Linked DNA regions of Mus musculus: regions 1, 2, 3, 4 and 5 are each linked to region 6. Evidence: chromatin loops called from intact Hi-C (ENCODE). Cell type or tissue: heart. All regions are shown on one strand.

Region 1 (4,000 bases), 52 kb after region 6:
CTCCAAGAGGTTAGATCTAACGTGTACAAAATCAGCCCAGAGAGGCAGACCAGACATTTCTGATCTGTTAATAAGACAAAATTTCAGGGGTTGGGAAGATAACTTAGCTAGCAAAGTGTCTGTCCTCCGGTCCCACACACACATAAAAAGCTGGGCAGTAGTTTGATGTCTGTAATGCCAACACTTACAGGGAGAGGGGAAGGAAGGGAAGAAGAACAGCATAGTCAAAGAGCATGCTAGCCACCGAGGTGGCAAGATGGCTCAGGGGATAGTGGCACTTCTTATAGTGGCACTTGTTACCAGGCCTGAAGGCAAGAGGACTCTCCGATACCCACATGCTGGTGGAGAGAACCCACTCCTGAATACTTACTATTCTCCAAACTCCACACACGCACACACACATACACAACCTCCACACACAGACACATGCGCACACACACATACACGCACACACACATACACAACCTCCACACACACGCACACATACACATACACACTGTTTTTTAAAAGTGAAGAACAAGACCATGGCTGGCATAAACCTCTAACCCCAGCAACTCCCCCAATCTATAGGTACTTTGTTATTCTTTATTTACTAAACATAGACTCAGTGCCCACAAAGAAAAGGCACAGCCTATAGAGTTTTGTTGTCTGCTATCTCTGCTATGTTTTTTTTTTAAATCTCTAAATTAACATGTAAGAAACAAGTAAAAATGAATTTCTGTTAATTTCTAGGTGGGAAATTAATTAAATGAATTTTCATGTTCTCAGAAACAAAACTGTCTCTATACTTTGAATTGTTAGAGCAAAAATCAACAGGTCTGTATGTACAGGTTCCCAGGACCTATGTTCTGATGGCTGGCTACACTTTTACTAACTAGAAACTGAAATCAAGTCCAGGTTGGATGAAGTCCACTGATTACTTAAGATACAACTTAGAAGCCGGGCCGTGGTCCAGGCGCACACCTTTAATCCCAGCGCCCGGGAGGTGGGGCAAGTGGACCTCTGAGCTCAGACGCTGACTTGAGTTTCTGTGGTTTGTAGAACACAGCCACATGAGTGTTTCTAGGAGGCAGAGGAAGGAATGGGGGAGGGTCTAGGCCCTGGACCACTGTCCTAGATACATGGGTGAGTCTTCCGCAGTCAGTGAACAGCACTTCCCTGGGTTCTGCCTACGCTTGTCTGGGCAGAAAACAATTTGGGGAAGCTGGTTTAGGCTCAAGATTATAAGAATCGCTTTTAAGTACACTTAAAAATGAGACACTACAAAATTTTTAAGCATTACATCTAAACACCAATAGTTAATAAAACAGCAGTGTTTTTAACAGAAAACAGAATTCCAACATAGCAGTCCTCTACCGCACACACAAACGCACAGTTGAATGATATAATCAAGTAGAGTAAACCATGCTAAATGTAAAGTCAATAAATCCCTTTTAGATGTTGACCCACACGCACCAAAGCAAAGACTGAAAGGGGAAACAGAGGAGATTAATCATCGTGATGCTCTGGTTCAATACTGAGCCACAGTGAGACAGTGTGCAGCAGCACAGTTTACTTGAAGTAAGAGTGGACGCGGCACGGTCAGAAGTGGCATTCATTAAACAGCCTCTCAAAAGATCATTTCCTCTAATTATTGCTTTTGTAACACAAGACAAAGACAGCCCAATGTAAGTCTGGAAAATCTACAGTTAGCTGCCAAGGTCTTGCCAGATAAGATTAGATGAGATGCAATTTTAGAAACACAACTGGGGGAAAAAAAAAAACCACAGCCCTGTTACCTCTTCCAAAATGGCACCGCTCTGTCTCTGCCCACAGTCACTGGAAGTGACAGGCGGGTAACATGGGCTGGATCTTAGGGCATGGCGGTGAGCTGGGAAAAGAAAGAGGAGACACTGAGCTGGGGATTCCAGGAGCTCACAGTGCTGGGGTGTGGTGAGGGAGGGTTATAAAACGCCTTGCAATACTTCCAGACAAGGGTTCTGGCCAGGCTGTACATACGACACTGCAGAAGAAAGCAGCTGGCTGGTCGACTGGAAAATCTTCATGTCTGAGCTGTCTCTGGAGGAAGAGAAGTATTTTAAAAAAATAAAAAGGCAAGAGGGAAAGGATAGCATTCCATCTTTCAAGCACAGCCTCATGAAAGGGACAACTGGCTCAGCAGGTACACTTTCACAAAGCAAAGCCTTCCACAGGAGAGGGAGGAAGGACCACGAGGGAAATGATATTGGAGGACATCAAAGCTAGCAGGTTGGTGAGTTCAAGTCTATGGAAGGAAAGGAAAGAGGCTTAGAAGAATGACTGCACTGTTGCAAGTTTTCTGCGTTCTGCAGATGCTGGGAGGACAGCTACAGCCTGTAGAACTCAGCATTCAAAACTGAATTAATATTTCAACTACAAAAATATAATTACAGCGAAAAGGTAACCTACAGAGCTACATGTGACACTAACCTGCAATCCTGGTGGTGGGGAGGAAGAAGTAAGAAAAGAGTGAACCTGAGCCATCCAAGCTACAGACAGAACCTGTGCGTGAGCAACACACACACACACACACACGAGCAACACACACACACACACACACACACACACACACACACACACACACACACACACACACACACACAGAGGGTGGGCAGGGAAGAAGAGAAAATTACTATCCAGGATACAGAACTACAATGTAATGTCAAAACAATCCAATTTAGATGTAAAAAGCAAACAGGGAGATAGAGGCTGTTCTAGAGAAGACTTGGACTGAGTTCCCAGCACCCATGTGGCAGCTCACAACCAACTACATGGTTCCTATGCCCTCTAACGGCCTCCACAGGCACTGAATGTGTGTAGTGTACTTACATACAGGCAAAACACTCACACACATAAAATAAGAATGAATACAACTGGGCACAGCGATACACCCCTGGAATCCAAGTGCTAGAGAAGCCAAGGCAAGAGGGCTAAGAGTTCAAGGCCAGCCTGGACTAAAGTCCTATCTCTACATGTGTGTGTGTGTGTGTGGTGTGTGAAAAGAAAAAAAAAAAAAAAAATATATATATATATATAAAATCAGAAAGTAGTACAAGGGGACAACTGTGCACAGAAATTGCAAAGCCTGTGCAGTACTGGTAGACTGAAACGTGTAGGACTATGAAATGTAGCTATAGTGCTAGAGACTAAAACCCAGGACTCTCACAAGCATTCTACCAGTAGGTTATGTTTCCAACACAGTAGATTTTATTTTACAATTCTATCATGATAAACAAACCAATAAACCCAAAACTAACAATGTCAAAAGAAATACAATTAAAGACAGTGAGTTTTCAGCTAATCCCTAAGGGGTCCCCTAATGCCTACATGAGGTCACAAAGTTTATTATTAGTTGTCTACTAAGTTAGTATACTTACAGTGCTCGGGTTATTATGAAATTCAAAATTTTACTAACACAGAAATTGCTAGTAAGCTAGAAGCTTGAAACTGCAGGGTACAAAGCAGGTGGGAGTGCAGTAAATTACGAAAGCCAGCTCCCATGTGCAGCGCTGAGACTGACTGCCTTCATTTCAGGGTTCAGTAACGTAGCAGATCTACCAACTTCTAGTCATCCTTTTAAAAAGAAAATAGTCTTCTCTGTAAATAAAGCCAAACTTCGGGTATTAAAAAGTCCAATCTAGTCTATAATGAAACTAATTTTGATGTTATCCAATGTAGAGTTCCTTCTCTCAAACTAGCAGTGAGGAAAAGGACATCGGTCCACTGCCTTATGGCCCAGCCCCCTAAAGATCTTGCTAAATAAACCTACATGCTAATGCTAGCTCTTCTATCTAGTGGGAGCACGTTGGCTGGACCTCCAGGCTGTCTGGTACAGGCAACTATATTCTTCTAGCTCAGCTCTCAGCCTCCATTCTACTTCTATACCCATAATCTTCTTCCTTGGGGAGAGGGGGAGTCCTACCTCTGGCAGACAGCCAACTGCCCTCTGGGCAGACCACCTGGTCTGTCAGGCATTACCGCT
Region 2 (4,000 bases), 130 kb before region 6:
GTCTGCCTGTCTCTGCCCCTGCCTCTGCCTCCTGAGTGATGAGATTAAAGGTGTACGCCACCATTCAGGCTCTAAGGGGAATTTTTAAGGTGGTTTGCTTGCTTTTCCTTTTCCCCACCCAGCTACCCAAATACACTCATCCCACACACCGCAGGCAACCCTCTGAGCTTCCTGTATCCTGAACATTAAGGATACATGTACAAGGAGAAAGGGTGAGGATAGGTTTGGGCCTCAGCCATGGGGTTGCTGGGTACAGTTGCACAGCCTGGGTTTAAGGAGGAAGTACCTGGCTGAGCCTAGGGCTGACCAGGCCATGGGACCAATGGACAAGTTGGGAGTGGCAAGGAAAGGCAAAAGGGAGACGACAGCATGCTTTATAATTAAACTCAAATAAAAAAATAGAAACAGCATCAGGTGTGCGGAGCCAGGCGGCTAGAATCCAGCGGCACAAGCTGTGGGTCGGAGAAGACTACAGCCCGGTCAGGATCTCCCCACAGGTGGGTGAACGACCCTAAGCAGAGACCCCTGAGAATACTGGGTACTGGGGCCCAGGGCATCTATGCCTGCTTGTGTGGGCAACTGTGAGGACTGGGTTGGGGGACTCCAAATGGGTCAGAGGTAGAGGCACAGAACCCTGCCTCTCGCCACCGTGTGACCTTGGGCAAACTGCTTTTATCTCTCTGAGGCTTGATTTTTCTCATCTGGAAAGTGGGGATGTTGATACTGCCTGCTTCGTGAGAGAACAGGGTGGACTCAGCGTGAAGACACGAGTCCTGGGCTCTGTCTGGTCTGTAACGTACTTCCTCAAGCTGGGAATATAATTACGAAACACAGAGATCCAGGTGAAAACTCCACAGGCCATAGCAATCTACCCTCTATAGGTCTTGGCTGAGCCCCGAAAGGATGAGACTGATTGGAGCAATGTCCATAACGTGATGCCTCATTTATGTGGCACCTGCCCTGATGCAGGGCCTCTGGGAGGTGCATCTCACTTATGATGTCATGAGAGTCTCCCAGCAGCTCCTGGTGAAGACTCAGGCTCACAGACTCCCACACAGGTCTGTCTCCCTCCAGGGATGCAGGCTGGGCAGAGACCACTGCAGTCTGCCCTTGGCATTTACCTGCCAAAGTCTCTTTCCCAGACACCTCGATGTCCTTCTGTGAGAACGCTAGCCCCACTTGGTCTGTGCTCCCTAAGAGAAGAGGGGAGACAGAGAGGGAACAGCAGAGGAGACCAGGAGAAATGTGTTCTGAGGTTACAGCTAAAGAGGTAGGTGGCAAACAGCTGCCACGTCCCAGGCTGCTGAGCAAGGCCCGAGGTATGCAGGGTGGTATTCTAGAAGGCTATCCTGGGACAAACTGAAAGACAGACAACAGAGAGCAAGCTAGAGATGCTACTAGTGCCAACAAAAGGTAAGTATGTGTAGCTCTGTATACAGAGGCAGTGTGGGCAAGAAAGCCACTGTTGACAGAAGCAACTTCTCTGCTGAAGTTTCAGGGAAGTAGAAGCCAGGTAGCACTAGAGAGCCACGGGAGGACTATCATGAATGTGAACAGGGGCCTGATCCTACAAGACATTCAGCCATGGCTCCTTCTGACATAGCTGGGCCCTCCCTACACCAGGGGGTAGCAGAATCCCTGGGCTTTCTTTTGGGGGGGGTGCCTAAAGCTTAAGGAATGGCTCACTGAGTGAGCTGCTGGGCCTGGCTCTGATAGGTGAAAGGAACCCTCAGTGGACCAGAGCAGATAGCTGGGCTACATATAGCCCTAAGTAGGACCTGACCAGGAAACCCTAAGTCTAAGAAAAATCTTTCCTACAGGTCTGAGTTAGACCAGGGAAGTTAAGGACATCCCCTAATCCCCACCACCGAGCTCCTGGGACACAGTTGGGCTGCCTAGCAGCCACTGGCCACTAGAGGGCAGACTTACCCCATGCCAAATTGAGCAGGCCTGTGAGGGGCCTACGGTTTCCCGAAATCCCTGTCTAGTTCCACTCATAGCTGGAGGAGTCTAGCTGGTGGCCTCAGGCCAGAGTGGCTATTGGACTTCCCTGGATTCAGAGATCCTCCACCCTAATATTCCTTTCCCTGGTGTTACTTCATATAGCGTCATTCCCTTCTCTTGCAGCCAGCAGAATACCAGAGAGCAGAGAAAAGAAACTAAGGCCCAGATAGGAATGAAAACTTGCCTAGGTCCCAGGATATATCCTTGTCAAATTTTAAGGGGAGTCTGTTCCCTAGGCATCTCTTCAGGTGGTCCCCATCTTCAGGACAAGTGTTTTCAATAGCAGAGACACCAGGGAGAGATGTTAGGCCACTGCTCCTGTCCCCGCAGCTCAGGTCTGTCTTCATCTTGCCCCACATCCCCATTGGCTCACATGCATGGACCTGGAATTCTAGGCGCATAACAGCATTTGTGTTCTGGATGGAACCTGCTTTAGGACTGTTCCACTCAGCCTGCCCCTGCACCTAGTCCCCCATTCCTGGCCCCAGACCATGCCCTAGGTAGGTGGCAGGCCACTCAGCCTGCCAGAGAGGTCACAGAGGGGGATGAGGGAGAAAGGCCGGCCCTCTCTTCCACCCAGCTCATCATCCACTGGCTGGGTGAGTGTGGCCAAGCCAGTGGCCTCCTGGGTGCCCATCTCTTTTTCTGGTTTTGGCAGTGCCTGCCAGAGGGAAAAGGCATTCTACCCAGTCTGTACCTACTCGAGTTACTCTTTGAGGGGACCAGGGGTAGTTGACCAAGGTAGGTTCCCCTTCCCTCTAAGGTACCAGGCTCAGGTTCTGGTGCCTCTGACACCTCAGCTCTGCAAGGGCCCAGATGGACTAAGCCAGATGACTCCAGACATAACCCACTCCTTCCGGGTGAGGCCTGTACAGGTGTACTGGCCTGAACCACAAGGGTAAGGAGGAAAAAAGCCCGGGGCCTGTAAGTGGATGTGTAGCTCATCCCTGACAGCTCCCTAGAGGAGACACATCAGTTGGTGACCACCCTCTGGCAACTGGAAGGCTTGGGGAATGAACTGAAGGCACACACTGGATATCAAGCTCAGGGTAGTCTTTAGCCATTTGTCATTTGTCATTGGTGTCAGTGTGAAACATGGAACACAGCACAAGGGATACAGCCTGCTTATGAGCGACACCAGCTCACTTGGTGTGAACAAGCTGACTAATGCCCACTTGTGGCTGGACTGTAACCCTGGACAGTGCTTTGACCTCCTCTAGCATCAGCCTTAGAAACAGCCAGGGTGGGAGCTACAGATGAGCTGCCTGGCTTTGGAGGGACATCCTAGGTCCTCTCCAAGAGCCTCCGCCAGCTGGGGTTTCCAGTGACTAAAGGGGTACGGTCTGCACAGATTAGCCCTACAGAGATTCCCCACGGTCCCTAAGACCAACATTTCTAACATCCGTTGCCTCAGGAAAGGTACGCTTAGCGCCATGGAATTGACAAGAGAGTTCTAGTTCTCCTTGTTCCCAGGGAAAAGGTTCTAGGTTCCAGGCCAGCTGAGCCGGGTAATAGCCTCATTCAGCATAGCTGAGGCTGGCCCCCACAGCATCCCACTGGCTCCTGGTACTGCAACACAGGTCTCCCTGTCCACTGGACCCACGCTTGGGGAGCCTGTTCCAGCTACTGTCCTGTTTACTCTGTTCCCAGAATGGACTCGCTACAGAAGCAGGAACTTCGGAGGCCAAAGATTCATGGGGCAGTCCAGGTGTCCCCCTACCAGCCACCCACACTGGCCTCTCTGCAGCGATTGCTGTGGGTCCGTCGGACTGCCACACTGACCCACATCAATGAGGTCTGGCCCAACCTTTTCTTGGGAGATGCGTAAGTAAGACCCATGTAGGGGTTTAGGGTGGCTGATGGGTGGGAGTACCAGGATAAGCCTCCTCCAGATGGCCCACAGTGCTTCTCACCGCTGCCTGCATTTGCCTTTCTCATGTTTGTTTGGAAACATACAGTTTCATCTTTCAGGCCATGGAATAGAGAATTCCTTGTA
Region 3 (4,000 bases), 65 kb after region 6:
CACCAGAGACTTGGTGTATGGCTGTTCTCAAGCCCAATCAGAAGTCAGCCGGATGTGAAAGAAAAGCCCTGGAGTCTGAAATGCCACAGACGCACGTGTGTTGCCTTGCAACAGAGTTTAACGTGTCATGTTACAATACACAACTGTTTTCAGTGTAATGAAAACTTGAGTGAAATGAGCCCATAGCGGTGGCTCTAGCACTCAGAAGCAAAGACAGGAAGATCTGGTCTGAAGCCAGTGGACTACGTAGCGAAACCACCTTTAAAAAGTCCAAACAAAGGAGAAAGTATCTGTGAGTAAGAGATTAGATCCTTGTATTTTGACAGGGTGAGGATTAAATGGTGGTGCAGAGGAGGCATGGGGTGTTGACAGCAGGCAAAAGCAAGAGGCTTGAGGCCATAGCATCAACTCACTACATAATCATCTCAGTTGGGTCCCACAGAATCCCAGCAGCAGAGGATCAACTAGAGACAGCTCTGATGTTTATAAGCCTCACATCTTGGAGAAATGATTCACTCAAGTGAGATTCAAACTTTAAAGCTAATAGGGACTATCAAAGCTACCCCTCCAGGTTAGGGATATCCCTAGACTCCCCAACCTAGAAAAGGGAGGCACAGTGTGATGTGACCGAAGATCCAGCTATTTCACTCGTGGTTCACATGCAGGGGAAAGAAAAGTGTGCGCTCACAGAGAAGCTTGCAGAAGATGAGGAACAGTGGGACACATCTGCAATCCTAACGTTCAGGCATCTAAGCTGGAAGGGTCACAAGTTTTGAGACTCACTGGGCTACAGTGAGTCCCTAGTTGTGCACAATGATTACAGCAGCACTGTTCATAAATAGCTAAAACCTTTCAAGCAGCGAATGGATAAACAAAATGTGGGATTGATGTACAGTAAAGAGGAATGAAGTACTGATCTGTGCTATGATCCAGATGAACTTGAAAACGGTATGCTTAGTGAAAGATGCCAGCCACAAAAGGCCAGTCACTACATGACTCTTTATGTTAAATGTCTATAATAAGCAAATCCATAGAGACACAAAGTAGATTAGTGGTTGCCAGGGGCTGAGGGAAGCAGGGAATGGGCAGTGACTGCTAATGAGTGTGAGGTTTCACTCTGGGGTAATCAAAGTGTTCTGGAATTAGAAAACGGTGATGGTTACATGACTCTGTGGGTATACGAAACCACTGAGTTGAACACTAAAGGCATAAATTCATGATGTGAATTATACCTCAGTAACAACAATAAAAACATATGGTACAAATCCACAAGAGTGTAGACAGCATGGGGGGGGGGGGTGAGGGGGAGGCAAAGAATGTCCAGAGGACATTACTTCTTTGTTGGCAAAAGACTAGGAAAGCAAGTTTGATCCCATTAGAAAGGCTCCTGTGAGCAAGCATGAAACTCAGGCTGCTGCCAGAAAGAGTCCCTGAATTTGGGGACAAGATAGCCCTCAGATCTCTTATGAGTATCTCCTAAGCACTAAGCAATTCCCACAGAGTCCTGCCTCGGGCTTTCTCCCTTTCCACTTACTTCTCACAGCAAATGATTTACCTACTCTTCAGTCTCTCTTGGTTGTTCCTGCCTTAAAAGATAACTCCCTTCCATATTTTAAGGACATGGAGGATCAAGGGACAGACCAAACACCAAACCATGCTGGTTTCCTTACAACTAACTAACTGTTCAGCTACAGAAATACCGTGGCCCTAGGCAAACAGGGTGCCCCTGGATACGACTATGAACTTGTAACTACATCATAATGCTGTAGTTTCAACTAAGGTGCATTTTGAATGACACAAACCATCCCCAGCACCTGTGCCCTTTAGTTTTTAACCAGAGACTGAGAAGCCAGATCCCTGACACAGAGATACTGGCCAAGCCCCACCTCATGCCAGGGATGCCACATGATGCAGCTCTAGCCAACGAAACACAGACGAGGCAGCCTCTGGGGACAGCATCAGTTCTGGAGAACACAGCTCATGCTGTTGCCCTTGGACCTTTCCCCTTTCTCCTATGGGACAGAAAGGCAGAGCCTGTGCATGAAGAAGCTACCCTGGGCGAAGTGTGGTATGAGGGAAACTTCTCTGCAAAAGACAGTGAAGCAGGAAGCTGCAGAGATGCTGGGTCTCGAAGGCATAAAGCCACTGTGGGCAGCTGGCTCTAACAGCAGTGGGCCACTGCCTACAACTGCTGCCTCCAAGGGACAAAGAAGCCCTACTTGTCTAATATCCCACTTAAAAAGCTGAGTTGAACACATGCCTAACTAAAGCATCTGAGATGCTTCCTAAGAAAGAGCCAGCAGTCACTCAGGCTTAAAAGTCGTCACGGAAAACAGCTGGAATGGTACATTAGTCTCATACTTTTAACCATAGCAGGTTCAGCTTGGTTCAGGCTTTTTTTTTTTTTTTTTTTTAATAAATGAAAAAATTCAAAGGCCTCATTAAAATGCCACATACCTTTCTGAGAGATATTGTATTTTAAAACAACAAAAAGTTTTTCCTCAACGTTCCCATGAACATTAGAGTTTGCACAACAGGTCTGAGGAAACTGAGGCACAGGGATGATGTGGAAGAACCAGATACACAGAGTTGGAAACAAAGCACCAGAATCCAAACCACGGCCAAGCCCACGGGCACACTCTGCCTCTACCTCAGGGATGTGAAGAAGCCACAAGCAGTTTAACACAATTGTCCCTCTCCAGAACTAGGTAAGAGCAAGGGCACGGATATGACATAGAGAAACACAAGCCAGGCATGATGACACACATGCAGTCTCAGCACCGGGGTAAAGGTCCCTACTGCCAAGCCTGATGATCAGAGTTGCTGTTTGACTCCACACCTGTACTGTGGTACTCAGAATGTACACACATATGTACATGATGATAAATAAATACATGTGAAGAAAATTAAGCCAAACCAAACAAACAAACCAACAAAAAACCAAAGATTTCTTTTTAAGTTCGAGATAGCAAGGTAGTATATACATTTGTATATAAAAATATTTTTAAGTTATTTGCTAAGAATCTCCTCTCCTTTGCAGCCATCATCCTTCAACCCACACAACTTAGTGCTTATACTTTAGTATATCATCAATTTATCCACTGTACTCTTCCCTCAATCAGCAGACTGCCTCTCTCTCTCCCCCAAGGTCAACACCCCAGTGATGAAACTCACACTCAGACCTTCGCTTTCCTGCCTCAAGCCTGCACAAACTCTTTACACTTTTTACTTTTGAAACACACAGTTCAGTACAACACAGACTAATCTCAAGTTCTCCATTCCCCTGCCTCAGGCTCCTGAGGACTGAGACCATGTACCATCCCTGGGTAACCACTCAATATGGCTCACAGCTTCATTCCCTAGCACACAGAATCACACACGCGCTGGTCAAGTACTGCTTACCATCGCCCAAACCTATATCCACGGCAGGACTCCCAGTCTTTCATCTTCCTATTTCCTCTACCTAGAACCTTATCCATAAGTTACCTTTCTCTGTAAAGCTTTCCATAGACAACAAATTCGCCTCGTTCCTTTGCACTCCAAGGTGTTCTGTACAGCACCAACATCAGTTGTGTACACTGGCTGAGTGTAAGCTGAGTCTTCCTGGCTGACCACTGTGTACGACAGTGTATCAGTAAATCGTTACATGTGATCAAGCCCTAGCCTCACACGTGAGACAAATATTCCACCTCTCCTCTGAGCTACATCTTTATCCTAATCCCAACTGAATACACATTCGCTTCTTGAAGGGGTACAGAGTGAATCGGATAACCCCATTACTCTCTGAGGTTCTTAAACAGGGATGCCTGCCGTATATACCTACTACAGACAATCTGAGGCGCCCAGTGCTCGCTAAGCTCAGTAGCACTACAGCTCCTGACAGAAATGTTTCTACTGAGCTGTGGTTTGAAAGGGATGAAGCATGAGAGGCATCTACTCGGGGGTTATATTATATATATTAGCATTCAAGACTTGATTTCAATACATGCTTCCCTACCTT
Region 4 (4,000 bases), 110 kb after region 6:
ATTTTAGAGTTGCATCAGGAAATGAAGGGTATACTAGTATGAGGAAGAATGTACTTTCTACAAACACCCACTTCGCTGGGGCTGGAGAGATAGAGGGCTTGGCGGGCACAGCATGGAAAGCAGGAGGTCCTGCGTTTGGATCTCCAGCACCCAGGTGAACGCTGAGCGTGGTTTAGACTGCCTGGAGTCCCAGCAAGAGCAGGTGAAGACAGGCAGCCTCCAGGAGCTCGACAGCAGACCGGCCAGCCTAGCAAAAATGGCCAACTACCACTTCGTAAGAGACTTTATGTCAAGGCAATATGGCAGGGAGAGATAGAGGAAGACATTCTATGTCGTGCCCTGGCCTCTGGATGTGCACACTTGTATGCATCAAATGCACAAAATGTGTTTGCATACATCTGCATGTATGTGTGTGCACAAGCACACACTACTGGAGTACAAAGAACTAACACAACTAAAGTCCCATGCGCTACTTCTACCTCTTGCCCATACAAATCTGTGCATACTCTTTCCCTTGAATTTCCTGGTATCTCCACCCCAAGTTCACTGGGTCTCTAGCTATTGCTGACAACTGTAATTCCTTATCACTGCTCCTTCATAACTTCCACTACTCTCACATGAACATTCTTTCTCCCAACTGCAATTGTTCAAACTCCTCCATGGTGCAGGTCACTAATTTGCCCTTCTTCTGCCTTTACCCTGCCAGGTCCCATTACTCCCTGCACTGTGCCCAAACCAAAGTCCTACCAAACTCAAAAATACCAAATGTTCTTGCCCAAGGTAGCAAGCATCCATGTCTCTTCCTAGGGACACTCTATGCTCTCCCTGTTCCTGCCACACCTTCAAGACTAGGCTTGAAGTTTACTCCAAACAACCCCAGCCATCAAAATTAAAGTCTCCATAACCTTTCTTGGCTCAATGAAGACTGGGGGCACAGTCCATCAAATTATAGCACCCAGACCTATTGCTCAGTGCTGCCCTCGTTCACAGCCACAGCCTTCCCCTAACTTTGAATCACCTGTCCTGATGAGATGTTCTAATATACTGCTGCAAATTACAAGCAGCCTCTCTCCATTCCCTGCTCATTAAAGTCTCTTCTGCTACCTTAGAAAATCTCCCAAACTTAACTAATCCATCCTTCCTTCTGTTTTCTTAATGTTTCATTTACCATGGGCCAGCAAACCACTATCCTATGCCAACATGAGGATTCAGCCTGATTCTTCCACCAAAGAAACTGTACCCGCCTCATGAACCCATCCCCAAGACGAACCAACACCAACTCAGCAATACTCTCTCATTTACCACACCCAAATTCATCCTTAGTGTGTCCCCAGTTAACGGCAATCTCGCCAGTCTGCAGCACTTCACCAGCCCTCACACAGTCCTAGGTACCCTTCCCACTTCCACCAAAATTTCGCCCCTCCCTACACCCCCTTCTACACCTGTTTCTACACCTCCCGTTTCCCATCTCATCTCCCGTTCTTTTAATCTTGCCCACGCCCTCGTCCGACCCCTCCATCCATCCTACCAGTTCACTCTTGCACAGAAATCCCCTCCCAGCCCAAGCCTTAGAATCCCTCTGCCCCGCCCCTCCCGACTTTGCCCCGCCCTTCCATTCCTGAGCCCCGCCCCTTGCCCCGTAGGCTCGGCCAGGGGCGGAGCTTATTCCTCCTCCCTCCTCTCCCCCGCCCCCTACCGTCACGCTCAGGGGCAGCCTGACCCCGAGCGGCCCCGCGGTGACCCTCGCGCAGGGGCCTGTGGGAGGGGCGTCGAGGGTCCCAGGCCACCCCCCCGTCGGTCCCCCGCCCGCCTAGTCTCCTCCCCCTGGGAACGCGCGGGGTGGGTGACAGACCTGGCCGCGCGCCACCACCACCGCGCCTGCCGGGGGCGCTGAATCTGCCTGAGAAAGAAGCTACGGCTGCCGCCTGGAGGAGGTGCCGTAGCGCCCGCCACCGCTGCCGCCGCCGCCAGGGGTAGGAGCTAAGCCGCCGCCATTTTGTGTCCCCCTGTTGTTGTCGTTGACATGAATCCGACATGACACTGATTACAGCCCAATGGAGTCTCATTAAACCCAAGACGCGGCCCCGCCCCGGCGCCGTTCCATTGGACGAGAGCACGAACACTTAGGGCCAACCGTTGGCCTACGGGTCTGTCCGTCACCCGCTCGCTAAACACTCTGCCCCCCATTGGGGCAAGTTCCTGCCGGTCATCTCGCCTCCACATAGACACACCTCTCGACCCATCATTTCCCCCCCCCCACCTCCGGCACCACCCCGAGGGAGGGTCGACTGCCAGTACCAATCAACAGACCGCGGGGCCCGCCTTTTCCGGGCACCTATTGGTCCAGCCCTTTTTCTCTCTCACAGACACCGCGCCACCTCTACTTCCACCTACCCGCCCCCTCTACCTCTAGAAATGGATTGGATCTAGGCGCAGGAGAGGCGCTTGGCCTTATTGGCTGTACACGACGCCAATCAGAAGCCTTTTTTCCTCTCCCCTCCCCCACTCAACCCCAAAGCCCCTAGCCCGCAGCTAAAGTTTGTGTGAGAGCTGATCGCTGGCGGCGGCCGCAGGATTTAGGGGTGGGCGCAGGCGGGCGCGCGCGGGCGGGCACGCGAAGTTAAAATTCGAGGTTCTCAGTCGCCTGCTCCCGCCGAGGAGCGCGCGGACGGGCGCGCCGCCCGGAGCGTTCCATCCAGCCCCCTCCTCCACCCTCTCTCCTGTCCTGTCCCGGGCGACTACTCGCCCGCCCCCTGGCTTGCACCCTACCCCCTTCACATACCCCCTACCCTGCCAGCCTCAGGCCGGGTGCAGGCGGAACGATCTCACTGCAGCCTCTTCGCCATCCCATACGGAGGGGGAGCAAGCCCCCTACCCACCGGGTGTGCACCCCCGGCTCCGCACTCGCCCGTGTCTGCAAGCACGTGCACTATTCGCCGCTGCCTCCGGCCACCCCGGTCCCCGGCTAACCTCGCCTCCAGCCCGGCCAATCGCTTGCTGCCCTTTGTTGCTGCAGACCGGGTCTCCCCGCTGCCTTCCTCAGCCTCCGCCTCGTCCTTTGCCAGCCGCCCGGGTCCGCAGCGCCGCGCTCCCCCCGCCCGGGACCCACCGCCGCCGCCTCCTTCTCCTCCTCCGCCTCCTCCTCCTCGGCTCCGGGCTGCAGCGCACAGAGCCCGAGGCAGCGCCGCCCAGCCCCGCTCCCCCCGCGCCGCCCGCTAGCCCGCCTGGCCCGGCCGGGGGCGCAGCCCGGACCCCGCCCGCCCCAGTCTCCGCCCCGGGGGTACCTGCCTCCGCCCCGGGGGGCTCCGCTCACCGCCCTCAGGGGAGGGCGGGGATGCCGGTGTCCGAAAGGATGGGGACGCCTGGGCTGTTTTGGGGTGGGGAGTGTGTCCGCCAGGTCTGGGACTGAGGTGCGGTCTTCTTAAACGCGCCCCCCCTCCCGCCGCCGTGGGCCCCAAACTTCGTCCTTCTCCCGGGTCTTGTACCCTCGGGCGACCGCGGCAGTTTTGGGGTGGGGGATGCCTCAGGAGCTGTCTCTACCCTGATCAGGAGGAAGAGGGAGCAGTGACATTCAGCGACTGCGGACAGGCATCCTCGGGTGGGAGTGGGGATGTCAGACGCAGGCTGGAGAGGGAAGCTGCCCCTCAGGATGCCCTCTCCCGGCCTGCGGGAGAGGCTGGCGAGCTCGGAGCTGCGTTCTGGGTGCTTCCTGGACTGTGCAGCTGGATAACATTGGGGTTGGGCGGGGGGCGACCGCTGGGGGGCCCTTCCCTCGTCTCCAACCAGCGCTGTAAGGAAAGCTGATGGCGAAGTTCGGTTTTCCAGGCTTCCCCTGGGCCCCCGGAGTTCCTGAGGCCCATACGAGGGAGGCTGGGGGATCCTCTGGCCGCCCAGGCAAGGCTACTCTAAAGGTGCCCACATGCCTTGCAGCGCCCTCCGGACTCTGGAGAAAACGTCCTGCTCTTCCCAGAGTTGGGTGGGATGCTGGTAAGAGATACTT
Region 5 (4,000 bases), 74 kb after region 6:
AAAGGGTTGGAATATTTGTATAAATCCTACCAGTTTACTTTTAGATTTTGAAGCATTTCCAATTTTGAGTCTTCAGATTAGGGAAACTCAACCTGTACTACTGTTTATACACAGCCTACCCGACCCCATCACCAATTCTATTTAGCTGCCATGCCTCTCTGTGATTTTAAAAATACAAAGCCACTCATCTTGTGCCTGATCTTAATCAACTTGCCACTGTACTGCTCTGGTCCACTCTGGCATGGCCACATCAGCTCAAACGCTAACCAGGCCCTTTCCACCTCGACCCTGCAAACCTCTCAAGTCTTCCTCCAGAAGGGTTCCCCTGGGTGGGACTTTCCAGCACATACAACAAAGCCTCATTCTTGCCACCATTGATTTCCTTCATGCTACCACCTATCATATCCTGAATGTGAATTCTGTGAAATCACATGGTTCAGAGTAGAAGCTCATCATGCCTAAATGAGGAAGGATAAAATGAAGGGGCAGGGAGTGGGGAGGGCCACTGAAGGACTTCGTTCTAGAGATTCCACACTGGCAGATGTAGTCGGTGATCTCCCTTTTCCACAGGACAGGACAGTATGGGCACACATCAAGTCTCACACTCACTCTCAAGTAAGTGCTATGGGAGATGCCAAGATTAATAAGAGCATTTCTTAGCATGCTGTAATAAAGAACTTCAGAATGCTGGGAACCCCAAAGAGAAAGCCTAGAGTTAAACAGAAAGGCTAGATCTGGTGTCAGACACAATTTGACTCTGACCTGTATGTGTGTATGGCCTTGACTGCCTCCAGGACTCAATTTCCCCTTAGCTCAGTGGGGATAATGCCAACCCACCCAGTACCTTGGCTCATTTGAGAGGACAGGATGTCTTAACAGTCAGTGGGTGGCAGTTCTTTTAGCAAGAAAGGACAACAAATTCTTGAATCGATGTGGCTGTAAGGAGGAGGTAAAGCAGGTGCTCAGATAAGCATTAGGAAATAGTCCTCTGTAACACCAACCACGTGACAAGTGCAGATGGTGCCCCTCGCCATTCTCCATCAGCTAGTGTGGACTCAAACCAACACCCCAGTCATCTCTAAACACAGCATGTGCTGCTTTGGGGGCACAGGAGCTCCACCCTGGCTCTTGGACACAGGCTACATGGCCAGTTGTGGGAATTCCTCACAAAGCACAGATAGACATCACATGACCTTGGGGGCCTTTCTTTTCAACCCTGCAAGTTACTTTTAAAAACCCGAATGCGTTCCAGGACAGCCAGGGCTACACAGAGAAACCCTGTCTCAAAAAAGAAAAAAGAAAGAAAGAAAGAAAGAAAGAAAGAAAGAAAGAAAGGAAGGAAGGAAGGAAGGAAGGAAGGAAGAAAGAAAGAAAGCAAGCTGGAGAGATGACTCAGCAGTTAAGAGCACTTACTGCTCTTTATTCAAGAAGGCCAGCGTTCGGGTTACCAGCACCTATCTTAAAGGTTAAGGACTGCCTATAACAGCAGCTTCAAGACATCAGATGCTTGGATACCTTCTTCTGACATCCTTGGGCACCAGGCACATATGTGGTGTGTGTATATGTGTGTATATATTTATATGTATATGCATATATGTATGTGGGCAAAACACTCATACAGAAGATAAAATGAAACTTTTTTTTAAAAATTGAATTAAATATGTTTCATGTACCCACAGAACATATTGGTAGGCAATTCGGATAACAGTTTTTCTAGTGCCATGGAAAAACCATGCCTAGAAAGCCAAGGCCCACTAAACTGGACTAATGAGCAAGTATAGACCAATAAAGAACACGATGCTCAGAGAAGCTGGAATTCTGGGAGGCTTGGAGACTTCCAAAAATAACATCCAAAGTTTTGCTAGGACATGAAGGTCATGTGCTGCATGGCCTGAGGACTGCAGCCCTCGCTAACTTTAGTGTCAGCTTCTCTACAACAGTGTGCTTGGTGCAGACCATTTATTGGCAACTGCAGCATGGCTTGCTTACTTGCAGCACAGGTTCCAGAACATGGAGTTACTTGCAAACACTTTGCTGTATGGAGCATTACATGGGTTAGTACACGCGAGGGAAGAATAAAGAGGCTCTATGGGAGAAGAGAACGGTGGGGCCCTGAGAAGGAACAACGAGAGGACTGCGCACAGAGCAAGTCTGAACAAGCAAACAGGAGCAGGAGTGGGAGACGATCAAAATGATCTCCATAAGAAAAGGACAAATAAACCTGGTGGTGGTGGCGCACACCTTTAATCCCAGCACTGGGAGGCGGATTTCTGAGTTTGAAGCCAGCCTAATCTACAAAGTGAGTTCCAAGACATCCAGGGCTACACAGAGAAACCCTGTCTTGAAAAAAACCAAGGGGAAAAAAAAAAAAAAAGAAAGAAAAGAAATAGCAGCTGAAATGATCTCTTTCAACAAACAATTGATCTTCAACAAAACTATCAAATGGATCAATTTACAAGTGGCTGTTATCAGATGGGGAGACAGCACTGAGCATCCAAAGACTCTGCCACTCACCCTAATTAAGACGTGGAGAAGACAAATTGAAACATCACCAATTCTAACACGCAAACCAAATTCTGCCCTTGGGAATTTCAATTTCAGGCCTGTGCTTAAAATCTATGTGCATTAACTCTGACAGCATATCAGAAAACATGACACATGTCTCCTGATCACCCTAAATACAACCTCCAAAAACCATTCAAGTTTGAAAAATATGTGTCAAGCTGTTTCTAAATAAACCAGCAACTAACACAACAACTTGCATTCATGCAAGTTCTTTTCTTCATGGGGGAAGGGGTTTGAGTGGCAAAATAATCAGAGACATGGTATGTAAGGGCAGACTATATATAGTATGTTGCTAGCCTTATTAACAGAACCTGATGCCTTTTGGAGAGCTCCTCCTTATTCTCAGATGCGGCTAAAAGAACTAAGAGTTTCAAAAATTCAAGGTCAGAATGGGCTACACGAGAACCTACATCCAAAGACAAGAAAAAGACTTTAAAAATTTTTTTATTGTATGTGAATAGATGGTTTGCCAGCATGTATATCTGTGCACCACATGTATGTTTGGTGCCAGTGGGGGCTACAAGAGGGCATCAGAGACCCTGGAACTATAATTATAGGTGCTTATGAGCCTCCGCATGGGTGCTTGGAATTGGACTCAGGTCCCCTGGAAAAGCATCCAGTACTCTTAACCACGGAGTCATTTCTCCAGCCCAAAAAATAATTAAAATAGAAAATAATTATAAAGTGCCATAGTAACTTATTTATTTTATTTACATGAGTATACTGTAGCTGTCTTCAGACACACTGGAAGAGGGCATCAGATCCCATTACAGATAGCTGTGAGCCACCATGTGGTTGCTGGAATTGAACTCAGGACCTCTGGAAGAGGAGTAAGTGCTCTTAACCTCTAAGCCATCTCTCCAGTTCACCATGGTAATTTCTGCACAAAACACATAATGCTCATTAGCTCATGTATTCTTTGACTATAAGTAGTTATGCAAAGAACATGTGTGTAGAAAAATATGTAAAAGGATAGGTAACAATAAAAATATTTGCGCTATAAAAAAATTCATCAGGGCTTTGGAGATGGCTCAGTAGATAAAAGATTTGTGGTACAAGCAAGAAGATTTGCATTTGGATCCCCCAAAACCCACGGAAAGCGGGCATGGTAATGCTTACTTAGCATGTGGCTAGCACCTCCAGGCTCCTACAATGAAGTGAGATGGAAGGAAGAGATTCAAGACTACCCAGGGCTTGTCAGCTAGGGATCCTGGCATACAAAGCAATTAACACAAGAGAGTGTCTCCAACAAATCAGAAGGTATAGACCAACACCTGAGACCGCCTCTGACCTCCGTATGCCCACCATGCATGCATGCACACACATTCATGTGCATACGTATATGCTATATTGTTTTCACCATCATCAATAAGATTAGCATGGACACAGATTCTGAAGCCCTGAAGGAGAGCTTAGTTTGATTCCAAGAGTATGG
Region 6 (4,000 bases):
AGGGCGTACATGTCTACACAGTATTCCATAATTGGGATCTTCTCCCAGCCCCTGAAGTAGTCAAATCCAAGCTGATACACTCACAGATGGTTAAGGAACTGCCAGAGCACTGCTCTACTTTAGAGCCCAGAGAGGCACCTTCAGGCATCCTCTGTGCTCTACAGAATACACTATGCCCCAAGGTTTGCATTTCTGCCAGTAACAGGTAGATGTATGTGATCCAGGGACAGAGAACCTGACCCTTCTCTACTTGCTAGAAAAGAAGGGTACTTTTGAGGGCAGAAAGGACAAGCCTGGGAAGCAAGGATGGAGAAGTGGGAAGCTTCAGAGAAAAGACATTTCAGCCACTTTTGTGCAGAGGGGGCCAGACCTCCCTCTGCTGGGTCTTCAATCTGGGAAGACTAGGGGAGCTTGATGGTATTATAAAGTCTAAGATCAACCTGGGTAGAATTACACCTTGATACCCTATAAGGAAGGCCTTGAAGTTATGATAAAATCCCAGATTCGCAACAACTCAGCAGGGCCGGGTGTGTCATCAGCAATGAGGAATATATGAAGAGAATCTTTCTTCCCACTTGCGAAATCTGTCTGCGTGCCCCATGAATAGATATTAAAACAAGATGATAGAGGGCATTTTAACATACAGCTTAAAATTCACAGATAAACACCAGATGTCTGGACACCACAGAACTCATCAGGCAGTGACACAAAAAAATAATTCATTTGAAATGAGCCTTGTGAAAAGACCTACAAGGTAAGTAGAGGCAGACTGATGAGTGAGGCACTGCCTGCCCAGGGGAGCAGGGGACTCATAGGTTGAAATAAATTAACCTGAACACACAGACAATGTTTCTGTGCTCTTCTGTCACTAACCCAGGATACCATGGCCAAGTGAGAGAATGCTAATGCATCCATAAAGCCCATCACCGAGACAGCAGAAGACATCTTTTAGGCAGTGCTTGACATGTCATATCGTGAAGGCTCTTTCCAGCTAGTCAGGTCCTGGAGGCTGCTGACCACAAATGGCCTATCAAGTTGAACTTCTGAATAACCAACTAAGAACCATTCCACAACATAATCATTCCTCAGTATGACATATTTCCTCTATCCAACCATTAAGCAGCTGTCCTACGTGGTGACAAATTTTAAGTTACTCACAGCAATCAAGTGGGACAGCACGAGAGTGTGGAAAACCATAAGAATGGGTGCCACTTCCAGTTCTCAGGAGAGCCCACGCAGACTCTGGACTGGGCTGTTTAGTCCCTCTAAGTGTAGAGGTAAGCACCAGCATTACTAATGAGGACAGCACCTTGTGGAATGATTAGGTGTCTGGCTGGAAGGAAAGGCAGTGGTGTATGAGAGCATGCTATAGGTTCTGCAGAGCTGTTTTGCTTCCTTCCTTCTGCTTGCTGGGATTGAACCTAGGGTCTTAGACAAGTGCTTTACCACAGAAATAAAACTCCAGCTGTTAGCCAGGAGTTTTAAACTAACATTGAGGGAAAAAATATCTCAGTATCTGAGAGAAAAAGAGAAGACCAACACAGAAAGATTAACATTTAAAAGCCTTACAGCTGGGGCTGCAACTCAGCAGCAGGGTTTGCTTAGCATGGGTAAGGCCTTCAGGTTGGTACTCAATGGGAAAATAACAAAACAACAACAACAACAGAAGTACTCATAGGGGGGCCCAGTATTACCATTTCATATGCAGGAAACTATGTGTATGTGCATGTAACCTGAGTGGCTTTTATGTGCCGAATCAAAAAGAACAGCCAGTAAAAGAAAACCTTTAAAAACATAAACACAATTTGCATTTATATCTCTGAATAAAATTGGAGGCATAATCTTAAAATCAAATGGTAAGAGCAGAGAAGACACACTCCTCGAATCTCATGGTCTGTCCCTTTTCTTCAGTTAACATGGAGCTGGATTGAATTACTACATTTCACCAGTAGGTGTCGTAACCTGAAACAATACAGACTTCACTGGAGTCTCTCTGAGACTGGGGAGAACAGAAGGGGTATACTGTGTTTAGCTTAAATCCTTTGCTATGAGCTAGGCGTGGCAATGATTGGATTTGGGAAGGTGAGGCAGGAGACTGACTGACTGAGGTCAGGATTTAAGAGTTTGGTCCAGGCAATATACTGAGCATCTCAAAAGGCTCAGGGACAAGTAAAAGGAGTTTGATGCCAGCCTGGGCTACATGGAGAGACAGTTCAAGAAACAGTCAAACAAACAAAATCTCTACTGTGACTTTACTTACTGCATGCACTGCAGTCTAACACTGAATTAGCCACATAGATCTGAAACTGGAGCTTGGTTACAAATACTACTGAACAGAATCATATAAACATGTAACATAGGCTGGTATTGGTACATTCATATTTCACCCTTGACCTGTATAATGTTCTTATATTTCAAACCTATTCTATCACCAAACGATGTCTTTGAACATGTTCTGGGAGGTTTCGCTACAGATCGAGAGCATGAAGCTCTGACAGTGGACACCATGTAGAACGCACACAAACCAAACTCACCACTACTGCCACAATCTGCACAAGACAGGAGTTCTTCTGGTTTCTTTTCACGATTTGACTCTTTAGTCCCCAAACAGAAGCTACATATTGGAATGGGATCGGCACGGGGCTATGAGAAAGAGAAACAAAAACAAAAACCAAAACATAGTGTTAGCCTTCCTTTCAAAATTTAAAACAAATTATTAAATTCAAAGCGTCTTACATATTTCTTAAGGAAACCCTGATAAATTAAACAATCAAAAAGAAAATCAACATTTTCTAATAAAAATCATCATAAGTTATGTGGTAGCAAAGCCGTATCTGAATACATTTAAATGTAGTCATTAGATCCAGAAGTAACTTTTATGAATTCAGTGAATCCTAAGACCTTCAACTATCACAGAGCCTTCAGCAGGAACATTAAGGATTCATCTGTGTTCCCAAGTGTTCCCATAATCTGTATGTACAATAAACTGTTCATCTACTCAGCAACAAAGACTATGGACCTCATCTAGTTAATTAGTGAGATTATTTAACTCAGCTTTATCAAGTGTTGTGATTATTCACCTATTAAATACCGGACATGAAATGCGTGCTTCAGAGAGCCCATGAACAGAGAACGAGCAGGAGCTAAAATTCTGTCGGACTTGAGAAGATCAAAAGACTATTAACAAGACCTCTCTGGCACCAAGGGCTTCAAAGGGAAACCAGGGCACACAGAAGAGATAAACCCTCCATCTCTGACATTCACACTTTATAAAAGAAACAACAAAACATTTGTCTACCCCCTGGCACCCTTTAACTCTCTATGGCAATTGCTTTTAACAATGTGTAAATCTACATACATTCTGCGTCTCCTCGGTTGATTATTACTGCCAGCAGGGCAGACATTTCCAACCATATGAATGCAGTTCACTGTGCCTACAGAGCTACATTATCTTGAACAGCCAAAACTGTATAAAAACTAAAATTTTATTGCACATTCCAAGCCTTCTCACATGTTGTCTGCTAGTTCTTCTCTGAAGCCTTTATATGGAATGTCATGAATCAAAAATTCAGGGCAAGAAAACTCAACATAATCACAAATGTTTTTATATGTAAATCACAAACAAGATTGTGTTAGATCTAATTCTCTAAGTCGACAGCAGCACAGAATAAACCTCGTTTGGGCAACCATTCAATCCCAAATGCCTAATACGTAGCCTGGTTCACAGTAGGCTCTCAAAATATGTTTACTGGTTGAATAAATAAAGAAGCAACTGCCAGTTAAAAAGAAAAATCAGCCACTTCTTTAAGATAATATTTTGGATGGTTATAATGATTCCACAAATGTCTTGGTTCCCTCTAACAACATGCCATGAAAGTCAAGAATTCATCTTATGACCTAGCATTCACAAACAACAATTAATATGACTGTGACTTTCATCTTACAATATGAGTGTTCATTATCCTGCCCTTATTTTCAGCCGAATTTGTTCTATTAATAT

Evidence for each region. Hi-C counts contacts between places; a loop is a spot of excess contacts. Peaks named below come from ENCODE experiments on the same cell type or tissue, not always from the same donor. Only the 100,000 strongest peaks of a DNase experiment are listed, where the experiment ranks them.
Region 1: a loop joins it to region 6, with 2.0 times the contacts of the local background. A loop is called at or near these places in 3 of 42 quality-filtered maps.
Region 2: it touches region 6 in a loop (2.7-fold over the local background); 6 of 42 quality-filtered maps call a loop at or near these places.
Region 3: a loop joins it to region 6, with 1.9 times the contacts of the local background. A loop is called at or near these places in 6 of 42 quality-filtered maps.
Region 4: a loop joins it to region 6, with 2.8 times the contacts of the local background. A loop is called at or near these places in 14 of 42 quality-filtered maps.
Region 5: a loop joins it to region 6, with 1.9 times the contacts of the local background. A loop is called at or near these places in 7 of 42 quality-filtered maps.

The regions. Positions count from the first base shown.
Region 1 is chr14:21,556,607-21,560,606 of GRCm38, reverse strand. All of the region lies in intron 2 of Kat6b (K(lysine) acetyltransferase 6B), which reads right to left. Among named protein-coding and RNA genes, the nearest start is that of Kat6b, 59 kb to the right of the region's middle. In heart, no CTCF peak of the experiment used is centred here; a DNase peak (open chromatin) is centred at 1,946; H3K27ac peaks cover 242 bases.
Region 2 is chr14:21,739,932-21,743,931 of GRCm38, reverse strand. Dusp13 (dual specificity phosphatase 13) reads left to right here and starts at 2,434. Exons shown (of 4, transcript NM_001374075.1): 1 at 2,434-2,902; 2 at 3,655-3,828. The coding sequence starts at 2,550. In heart, no CTCF peak of the experiment used is centred here; a DNase peak (open chromatin) is centred at 1,951; H3K27ac peaks cover 314 bases; H3K27me3 peaks cover 508 bases.
Region 3 is chr14:21,543,636-21,547,635 of GRCm38, reverse strand. All of the region lies in intron 2 of Kat6b (K(lysine) acetyltransferase 6B), which reads right to left. Among named protein-coding and RNA genes, the nearest start is that of Kat6b, 46 kb to the right of the region's middle. In heart, no CTCF peak of the experiment used is centred here; a DNase peak (open chromatin) is centred at 1,905; H3K27ac peaks cover 631 bases.
Region 4 is chr14:21,498,931-21,502,930 of GRCm38, reverse strand. Kat6b (K(lysine) acetyltransferase 6B) reads right to left here and starts at 3,146. Exons shown (of 17, transcript NM_017479.3): 1 at 2,971-3,146. In heart, CTCF peaks have their summits at 1,935 and 2,671; DNase peaks (open chromatin) are centred at 2,260 and 3,090; H3K4me3 peaks cover 3,221 bases; H3K27ac peaks cover 2,846 bases.
Region 5 is chr14:21,534,872-21,538,871 of GRCm38, reverse strand. All of the region lies in intron 2 of Kat6b (K(lysine) acetyltransferase 6B), which reads right to left. Among named protein-coding and RNA genes, the nearest start is that of Kat6b, 37 kb to the right of the region's middle. In heart, no CTCF peak of the experiment used is centred here; a DNase peak (open chromatin) is centred at 1,911; H3K4me3 peaks cover 202 bases; H3K27ac peaks cover 1,184 bases.
Region 6 is chr14:21,608,397-21,612,396 of GRCm38, reverse strand. It overlaps Kat6b (K(lysine) acetyltransferase 6B), which reads right to left. Exons shown (of 17, transcript NM_017479.3): 3 at 2,535-2,643. Among named protein-coding and RNA genes, the nearest start is that of Dupd1, 100 kb to the left of the region's middle. In heart, a CTCF peak has its summit at 1,947 (motif pointing right); no DNase peak of the experiment used is centred here.